Linked DNA regions of Homo sapiens: region 2 is linked to region 1. A link is a loop called in an ENCODE intact Hi-C map of the cell type or tissue named here. Cell type or tissue: heart left ventricle. All regions are shown on one strand. Links, peaks and the distances in the headings refer to the core of each region. The heading gives the core; the rest is flanking DNA.

Evidence for each region. Hi-C counts contacts between places; a loop is a spot of excess contacts. Peaks named below come from ENCODE experiments on the same cell type or tissue, not always from the same donor. Only the 100,000 strongest peaks of a DNase experiment are listed, where the experiment ranks them.
Region 2: a loop joins it to region 1, with 6 times the contacts of the local background. A loop is called at or near these places in 6 of 110 quality-filtered maps.

Annotation. Positions count from the first base shown.
Region 1 is chr1:153,647,605-153,651,997 of GRCh38, reverse strand. No RefSeq gene overlaps it. Among named protein-coding and RNA genes, the nearest start is that of SNAPIN, 8.9 kb to the left of the region's middle. In heart left ventricle, for the core only: no CTCF peak of the experiment used is centred there; a DNase peak (open chromatin) is centred at 1,917.
Region 2 is chr1:153,599,915-153,604,307 of GRCh38, reverse strand. No RefSeq gene overlaps it. Among named protein-coding and RNA genes, the nearest start is that of S100A16, 11 kb to the left of the region's middle. In heart left ventricle, for the core only: no CTCF peak of the experiment used is centred there; no DNase peak of the experiment used is centred there.

The DNA of each region.
Region 1 (4,393 bases), core at 149-4,148:
TTCAGCAGCTGTGGTGCCTGGTGCAGCTGCATCTCCATTCAGCAGGAGGTGTGGATGATGATCTGGTGCAGTTAATCTGGCTGCCAGCCATTACAAAACTTAGGCAGCAGATGCATAGGTATTTACTGCCTGGCATCCATCACGATGCCTGCAACCTCTGCAAGCCCTGGGTGGGCAGAGAAAATGGAGCTCAGGTTGAGTTTGATGTATTATACAGCTTTCCACCATCTCTCTAAACATCTCGCTTTCTACTGGTTAGTTTGTTTTGGGGTGTTTTTGTTTCTTTTTTTTTTTTTTTTTTTTTGAGACGGAGTCTTGCTCTGTCGCCCAGGCTGGAGTGCAGTGGTGCAATCTCAAATCACTGCAACCTCTGCCTCCCTGTTTCAAGAGATTCTCCTGCCTCAGCCTACTGAGTAGCTGGGATTACAGGCCCCCTGCCCCCATGCCCGGCTAATTTTTGTATTTTTAGTAGAGACAGGGTTTCACCATGTTGGCCACGCTGGTCTCAAACTCCTGGCCTCAAGTGATCCACCTGCCTCGGCCTCCCAAAGTGCTGGGATTACAAGAATGAGCCACCGCGCCCAGCTTGTTGTTGTTGTTGTTGTTGTTGTTTGAGACAGAGTCTCACTCTGTCACCCAGGTCGGACTGCAGTGGTGTGATCACAGCTCAATGTAGCCTTGTAGCCTTGACCTCTTGGGCTCCAGTGACCCTCCCACTTCAGCCTCTCAAGTAGCTGGGACTACAGGCACATGCCACCACACCCAGCTTCTATATATATCTATATATCTATCTATATATCTATATATCTATATCTATCTATATATCTATATATATATCTGTTTTGAGATGTAGTTTTGCCCTTGTTGCCCAGGCTGGAGTGCAATGGTGTGATCTCGGCTCACTGCAACCTCTGCCTCCTGGGTTCAAGCAATTCTCCTGCCTCAGCCTCCCGAGTAGCTGGGATTACAGGCCCCCTGCCCCCATGCCCCGCTAATTTTTGTATTTTTAGTAGAAACAGGGTTTCACCATGTTGGCCAGGCTGGTCTCGAATTCCTGGCCGCAAGTGATCCACTCGCCTTGGCCTCCCAAAATGCTGGAATTACAGGCGTGAGCCACCGCGCCTGGCCAAAATCTCTTTTTTTTGAGATGGAGTCTCGCTCTGTTGCCCTGCTGGAGTGCAGTGGTGCAATCTTCGCTCACTGCAACCTCCACCTCCCGGGTTCAAGCAGTTCTCCTGTTCCTCAGCCTCCCCAATAGCTGGGATTATAGGCGCCCTCCACTGCTCCCGGCTAATTTTTCTATTTTTTAAATAGAGATGAAGTTTCACCATGTTGACCAGGCTGGTCTTGAACTCCTGACTGCAGGTGATCCTCCTGCCTTGGCCTCCCAAAGTGCTGGGATTATAGGTGTGAGCCACAGCAACTGACCTTTTTTTTTTTTTTTGTATTTTTTATAGAGATGGGGTTTCACCATGTTGACCAGGTTGGTCTCAAACTCCTGGGCTCAAGTGATCCTCCCACCTTAGCCTCCCAAAGTGGTAGGATTACAGGTGTGAGCCACTGTGTCTGGCCACTACTGGTTAGTAATGGCTAGGAAATAACAACTCACTTTCTCCCTGTCTTCAACTCAAGAATCACACCTAGGTCAGACTTCCTACCTAGGCCACTTCCAGTCTGTCTCCCTGCTCCCTCCCATATCTCCACTAGGAAAAACTTCATAATACTCACGTCCTGTACCCCTCTAGTTTTATGGGCTGCATGGGATCGGGTGCCCCTATGTTCCCCCAATAATCTTAGTCTATTGACTTCCTCCCCACTCACCCATGGCAGGGCTAATGTCCCCCAAAGAGTCAGACCTAGGGATCTCACTCCCCATGGCCACTGCGCATGTGCTGGGGCCACCTGCTGCTGTGTCTGCCACAGGCTGACTGGCACAAACACACACTTGGCAGGAAGCTGGTGGTCAGGATACACTGCCAACCCAGCTGTGTCCACACTGCCAATCCTCATCCCTGCCAGAATCCTGGAGCAGCTTGTTTTCTTGGGGTGATGAGTTGGGTGCTTTTGGGATTTCAGTGCCTGCAAGCCTTTCTGTTCTAGACTTTAGGTCTCTTCTCATCTCCTGGAAGCACTGGCTCTTCCCTGCCTCTCAGACTCTTCTGACTCTGTTCTCCCCATGCTTAGGTTGAACTGCCTTCTCCTTGCTGGCTACCTCAAGGTGGGTTCTGGGGTAGGCCCAGGTGGAAGCTCTGCCGGAACATGCTATATTCTCTCAGGCAGCACACATAGTGCACTCTGCCTGGAGGGCACCTGCAACCTGCACCCTCTGTAGAGCCTGGGTGGGGCTTAGAAGAAGGCCTTTCTTGTGGGAGAGAGGGTTCACAGAATGGTGTCTGGTAATGCCTTTAACTGGGGAGGAAGACCTGAGAGTCAGACTTCTTTGGGCCTCTGTGAGCTCCAAAGGATAGGGATGAGGATATTCCTGGTACATCCTGCTTTCTGGGAGGCCAAACCTCTGTTTGGGGAGCCTTACGAAGCTTCAGTGGAGGAACTGGAGGGGCAGCAGTAGAGGTGGGAGCTGGGAGGGGTTAGGGCAGGTAGTCAGGTCTGTGGTTCAAGCTATCTTAACTGGTGCTTCTGGAGAGCTGCCATCTGCCCACATCCCCCATGGGTGAATTATCTGGCCAGGCCCCAGGACTCCTGCTTATCACAAAGGGGTCAGAGGCTGAGGGTGAGGTCCTGCCTTGGCAGTGCTGAGGAAAACATTAGGGGCCTTTCTTCTTTTATCTTTCCCGTCTACCTTTCCCCCACCTCCTTTCTCTTCTCTGTTGTCTGAACTGGCTTTCCTCTTGAAATTAAACTCCTGAGAGTATGTGCTTTGAATTAAAATCCAAAGGGGATGCTGGGTGCGGTGGCTCATGCCTGTAATCCCAGCACTTTGGGAGGCCGAGGCGAGCAGATCACCTGAGGTCAGGAGTTCGAGACGAGCCTGACCAACATGGAGAAACCCTATCACTACTAAAAATACAAAATTAGCCGGGCGTGGTGGTGCATGCCTGTAATCCCAGCTACTCGGGAGGCTGAGGCAGAAGAATCCCTTGAACCTGGGAGGTGGAGGTTGTGGTGAGCCCAGATCGTGCCATTGCACTCCAGCCTGGGGAATAAGAGTGAAACTCTGTTCCAAAAAAAAAAAAAAAATTCCAGAGGAAAGCTTTAGGACTTTCTGAAGGAACCCCTTCCCCCATCTCCTCATGGATGTGTTTAAATCTTCAGCTGATAATCACCTTACACTAAAGGGTAAGAAACAAAATCGCCAGGCGTGGTGGCTCACGCCTGTAATCCCGGCACTTTGGGAGGCCGAAGCAGATGGATCACGAGGTCAGGAGATCGATACCATCCTAGCCAACATGGTGAAACCTCGTCTCTACTAAAAATACAAAAATTAGCTGGGTGTGGTGGCGCATGCCTGTAATCCCAGCTACTCAGGAGGCTGAGGCAGAATTGCTTGAACCAGGGAGTTGGAGTTTTCAGTGAGCCAAGATTGCACCACTGCATTCCAGCCAGGCAACAGAGCGAGACTCCATCTCAAAAAACAAAACAAAACAAAAAAACAAACCAAGACTAAATGGAGCATTTAGTGAATCCTTTAAAGAGACCTCATGGGGATCTTAGCTGTCCCAGGCTGCCCACACAATGAGGCCTATGACTGGGGGCTGCTGCCACCATTAAGGGTCCCAGAGCTGTCCAGGGCCTGTCTCCACCTTCAAGAGTCATCCTGCCCTGCTTCACAATGCTCCCCTCTCCTTCCTTCCTTGCCCCTGGTACAGGTGGTCAGCCAGGGTCCCCAGCACGTCTGACTGGGTCACTAGCCAGGGTGTGACGCAGGTGGGAGAGCCCACCGAGGCATAAGTGGGAGCCTCTACCCTAACCCCTGCTGGGTCCATGGAGCTATCTATTCATAGCAGCAGGACCACCTTTTTTTTTTCGAGATGGAGTTTCACTCTTGTTGCCCAGGCTGGAGTGCAATGGCGCCATCTCGGCTCACTGCAACCTCCGCCTCCCGGGTTCAAGTGATTCTTCTGTCTCAGCCTCCCGAGTAGCTGGGATTACAGGCATGTGCCACCACGCCCAGCTTATTTCATATTTTTAGTAGATACGGGGTTTCTCCATGTTGGTCAGGCTGGTCTCAAACTCCCGACCTCAGGTGATCTACCCGCCTCGGCCTCCCAAAGTGCTGGGATTACAGGCGTAAGCCACTGTGCCCAGCCTCAGGTGTTCTTTTAGCACTGTACCTTTACACTTGGTTCCCTCTGCTTGGTGTATTTTCTCTACTTTCCCTTGTCTTAAAAGATCCAGCTCATCAACCTCTTCCCTATGCTCCTAATGTTACCCT
Region 2 (4,393 bases), core at 267-4,266, 48 kb after region 1:
AAAGCCTAAAGTTTGTATTTGAGGATACAAACCTCAAATACCTGTTAGTTGGGTGATCCTCTCCTCTTGAGGTCCCAAGATAAACTCGGAGCTCCCAGACGTGTTAAAAAATGACATTCTTTACTGACTACAGATTAGGAACCCTGTCCAGAGACTGTGTAGACAAGGTATGAGGCCAGTTCTCCCAAAGCGGCTTTTATTGGCTCTGCTTGTCAAGCTTGATTCAGATAGTTTCCAAATTCTAGAGGAACCAGGCAGAGAAATAAACATGCTCCAAATTTTGTTCATAGGAGTACACCTTACTCAATTATTAAAGGCCACAAATAGCTTAAAATAAGTTTCCTTGACTCAGTCTGATGAACGAATTTCCTTTCCTGGCCAACGCACTAAAATGATACGGCTCTGATGAGTGGAGGAACACCAGGGTTCTTGGTGCTCATGCCAGTTTAGATAAAACGACATGGACACACGTGGAGTGGTTTTAAGGAGCGGAGAGTTTAATAGGCAAGAGGGACAAGAAGGAAGGGAGAAGGAAGAAGCTCCCCTATACAGAGACAGAGGGAGGGGGGCTCCAAAGCCAAGAGAGGGAACCCCCATGACCCTTAGTCTTGAGCCATGAGTGGCACTGAGGCTCTGAATTCTCATTAGTAGACTATCCCGATACAGACAGAAGTTGTGGGATGGAGAAGTAGAGGTGCAAGGAAGAAGGAGTGTGGGAGGCCAGGTGGAATGGAAGCCATGACTTGCAGCTGCTGGAGGGGACATTGCCAGTTCCTTGGTTTCTCCCCTGCTCTTGCACTGAGGGAGATCCCAGTAGGAAACCCACCCTGCAGAACTGGGCATCAGCAGTTTTTAAATGGGAACAGCTTAAGACTTTCCAAAAAGATGCACAGGCACAATAGTTTTATTGGCATCCACTTACAGATCCTCAGCCTTCTAAAATTGATCTGCCCTGGAACAGGGTGGCACTCAAGGTGTTGTACTGTTCCTCCTTTCCCACCCCCAGTAGCTGGGATTACAGGCTGGCGCCACCACACTCAGCTAATTTTTGTATTTTTAGTAGAGAAGGGGTTTCACTATGTTGGCCAGGCTGGTCTCAAACTCCTGGCCTCAAGAGATCCACCTGCCTCAGCCTCCCAAAGTGCTGGGATTACAGGCATGAGCTGCCGTGCCCGGCCTACTATGCTACCTTGACTGAATGATAAAGAATGAGTTAACATGTCTTGTTGGTGGCGGGGGGAGGGGGGTGGTTCTATCTATCTATCCATCCATCCATCTATGTATCTATCAATCTATCATCTATTTATCTACTTACCTATCTACCTATCTGCTATCTATCTATCATCTATCTATCTATCTATCTATCTATCTATCTATCTATCTATCGCTATCTGTCAACTGGTAAAAAAGACACAAATTTACCTCTTTTTTTAGTGTGCATTACAGTATTGTTAACCGTATATACATTGTACAAAAGATCTCCAGAACTTTTTCATCTTGCACGACTGTAACCCTATACCCTTTGAACAACAACTGTTTCTCCCTCCCCACAGTGAATACAATTTTACTTTCTGTTTCTTTTCTTTTCTTTCTTTTTTCTTTTCTTTTTTTTTTTTTTGAGACAGATCTTGCTCTGTCACCCAGGCTGGAGTGCAGTGGCACAATCTTGGCTCACTGCAATCTTGACCTCCCTTGTTCAGGTGATTCTCCTGCCTTAGCCTCGCGAGTAGCTGGGACTATAGGTGTATGCCACCACGCCCAGCTAATTTTTGTATTTTTAGTAGGGATAGGGTTTTACCATGTTGGCCAGCCTGGTCTGGAACTCCTGACCTCAAGTGATCCATCTGTCTTGGCCTCCCAAAGTGTTGGGATTACAGGTGTGAGCCACCGTGCCCAGCTATTCTCTTTTACTTATTTCTGCTCTAAACTTTATTATTTCCTTTCTTCTGCTAACTTTGAGATTAGTTTATTCTTCTTTTTCTAGTTCCTCAAAGTGTAAAGTTAGGTTGTCAATTTGAGATCTTTCTTCTTTTTCTTTTTCTTTTGTTTTGTTTTTTGAGATGGAGTCTTGCTCTGTCGCCTAGGTTGGACAACAGTGGCACGATCTCAGCTCACTGCAACCTCCGCCTCCCAGGTTCAAGCAATTCTCGTGCCTCAGCCTCCCGAGTAGCTGGGATTACAGGCACATGCCACAAGGCCCCGCTAAGTTTTTGTATTTTTAGTAGAGACAAGGTTTTTACCATGTTGCCAGTCTGGTCTCCTGACTTCAGGTGATCCGCCCACTCAGCCTCCCAGAGTGCTGGGATTATAGGTGTGAGCCACCGTACCCGGCCATCTTTCTTTTATTTAAATTTAGCATTTACCACTATAAACTTCCCTCTTTATACTACTTTTGCTGCATCTCATAAGTGTTGGTATGTTGTGTTTTTGCTTTTATTTTCTCAATTTTTTTTTTTTTTTGAGATGGAGTCTTGCTCTGTCTCCTAGGCTGGAGTGCAGTGGCGCGATCTCAGCTCACTGCGAGCTCTGCCTTCCGGGTTCACACCATTCTCCTGCCTCAGCCTCCCGAGTAGCTGGGACTACAGGCGCCTGCCACCAAGCCCGGCTAATTTTTTTGTATTTTTTTTTTTTAGTAGAGACGGGGTTTCACCGTGTTAGCCAGGATGGTCTCGATCTCCTGACCTCGTGATCCATCTGCCTCGGCCTCCAAAAGCGCCGGGATTACAGGCATGAGCCACCATGCCAGGCCTTTCTCAAGATACTTTATAATTTCCCTTGTGGTTTCTTCTTTGACCCACTGGTTGTTCAAAAGTGTGTTGTGCAATTTCCACATATTTGTGAGTTTTCTAGTTTTCCTACTGCTATTGATTTCTAGTGTGATTTCATTGTGATCATAAAAAATATTTGGCATGATTTCAATCTTCTCAAATTTGTTAAGGTTTTCTGTGTGACCTAACATGTGCTCTCTCCTGGAAAATATTCAGTGTGTGTTTAGGAAGAATGTGTATTCGGATGCTATCAGGTGGAGTATTCTTTTTTTTTCTTTTTTTCTTTTTTTTGAGATGGAGACTCGCTCTGTTACCCAGGCTTGGAGTGCAGTGGTGCGATCTCGGCTCACTGCAACCTCCGCCTCCTGGGTTCACGCCATTTTCCTGCCTCAGCCTCCTGAGTAGCACCCGCCACCATGCCCGGCTAATTTTTTTGTATTTTTCTTAGTAGAGATAGGGTTTCACCATGTTAGCCAGGATGGTCTTGATCTCCTGAGCTCATGATCCACCCGCCTCGGCCTCCCAGAGTGTTGGCATTACAGGCGTGAACCATCACGCCCGGCCATCAGGTGGAGTATTCTATATATACTCTTAGGGACAATTGGTCTATAATGTTGTTTAGGTTCTCTGTTTCCTTATTGATCTCCTGTATGGTTGTTCTATCATACATACATATTTTAAATGGATGATGGAGGCCGGGTGCAGTGGCTCATGCTTGTAATCCCAGCACTTTGGGAAGTTGAGGTGGGCAGATCACCTGAGGTCAGGAGTTCGAGACCAGACTGGCCAGCATGTTGAAACCCCGTCTCTGCTAAAAAATACAAATATTAGCTGGATGTGGTGGCACATGCCTGTAATTCCAGCTACTCAGGAGGCTGAGACATGAGAATCACTTGAACCTGGAAGGCAGAGGTTGTAGTGAGCCGAGATCATGCCACTGCACTCCAGCCTGGGCAAAAGAGTGAGACTGTGTCTCAAAAAATAAATGAATAATTAAATAAATAAATGGATGGTGGAGGGTATCAAGTCATTGTAATATTTAGATTTATTTATTTATTTATTTATTTATTTTTTGAGGCAGAGTCTCACTCTGTCGCCAGGCTGGAGTGCAGTGGCACGGTCTCGGCTCACTGCATCCTCCGCCTCCTGGGTTCAAGCAGTTCTCTGCCCCAGCCTCCCAAGTAGCTGGGATTACAGGCATCCGCCACCACACCCAGCTAATTTTTTGTATTTTTAGTAGAGATGGGGTTTCACCGTATTAGCCAGGATGGTCTCGATCTCCTGACCTCGTGATCTGCCCACCTCGGCCTCGCAAAGTGCTGGGATTACAGGTGTGAGCCACCGCGTCCGGCCTGATATTTAGATTTAATTGAACATATATTTAGAACAGAATCTTAGCAGTTATATTCTAAAACGTTGCAATATGTAAAACACTTCAGAAACTGCACACTTGGCAATGATTTAAGCATGATGAAAAATCTTAGCTGTCAACCTGAAAAATGTGCAAGCCAGTACATAGTTTACGAAATTCCTTTAGGGCTCAAGAAAAGAACAATTCCTTTAGGGAGCACAGAAACAAACCTTGTGAAGACAGACTACTGCTTTAGGGAACAGCAGGGTCACCA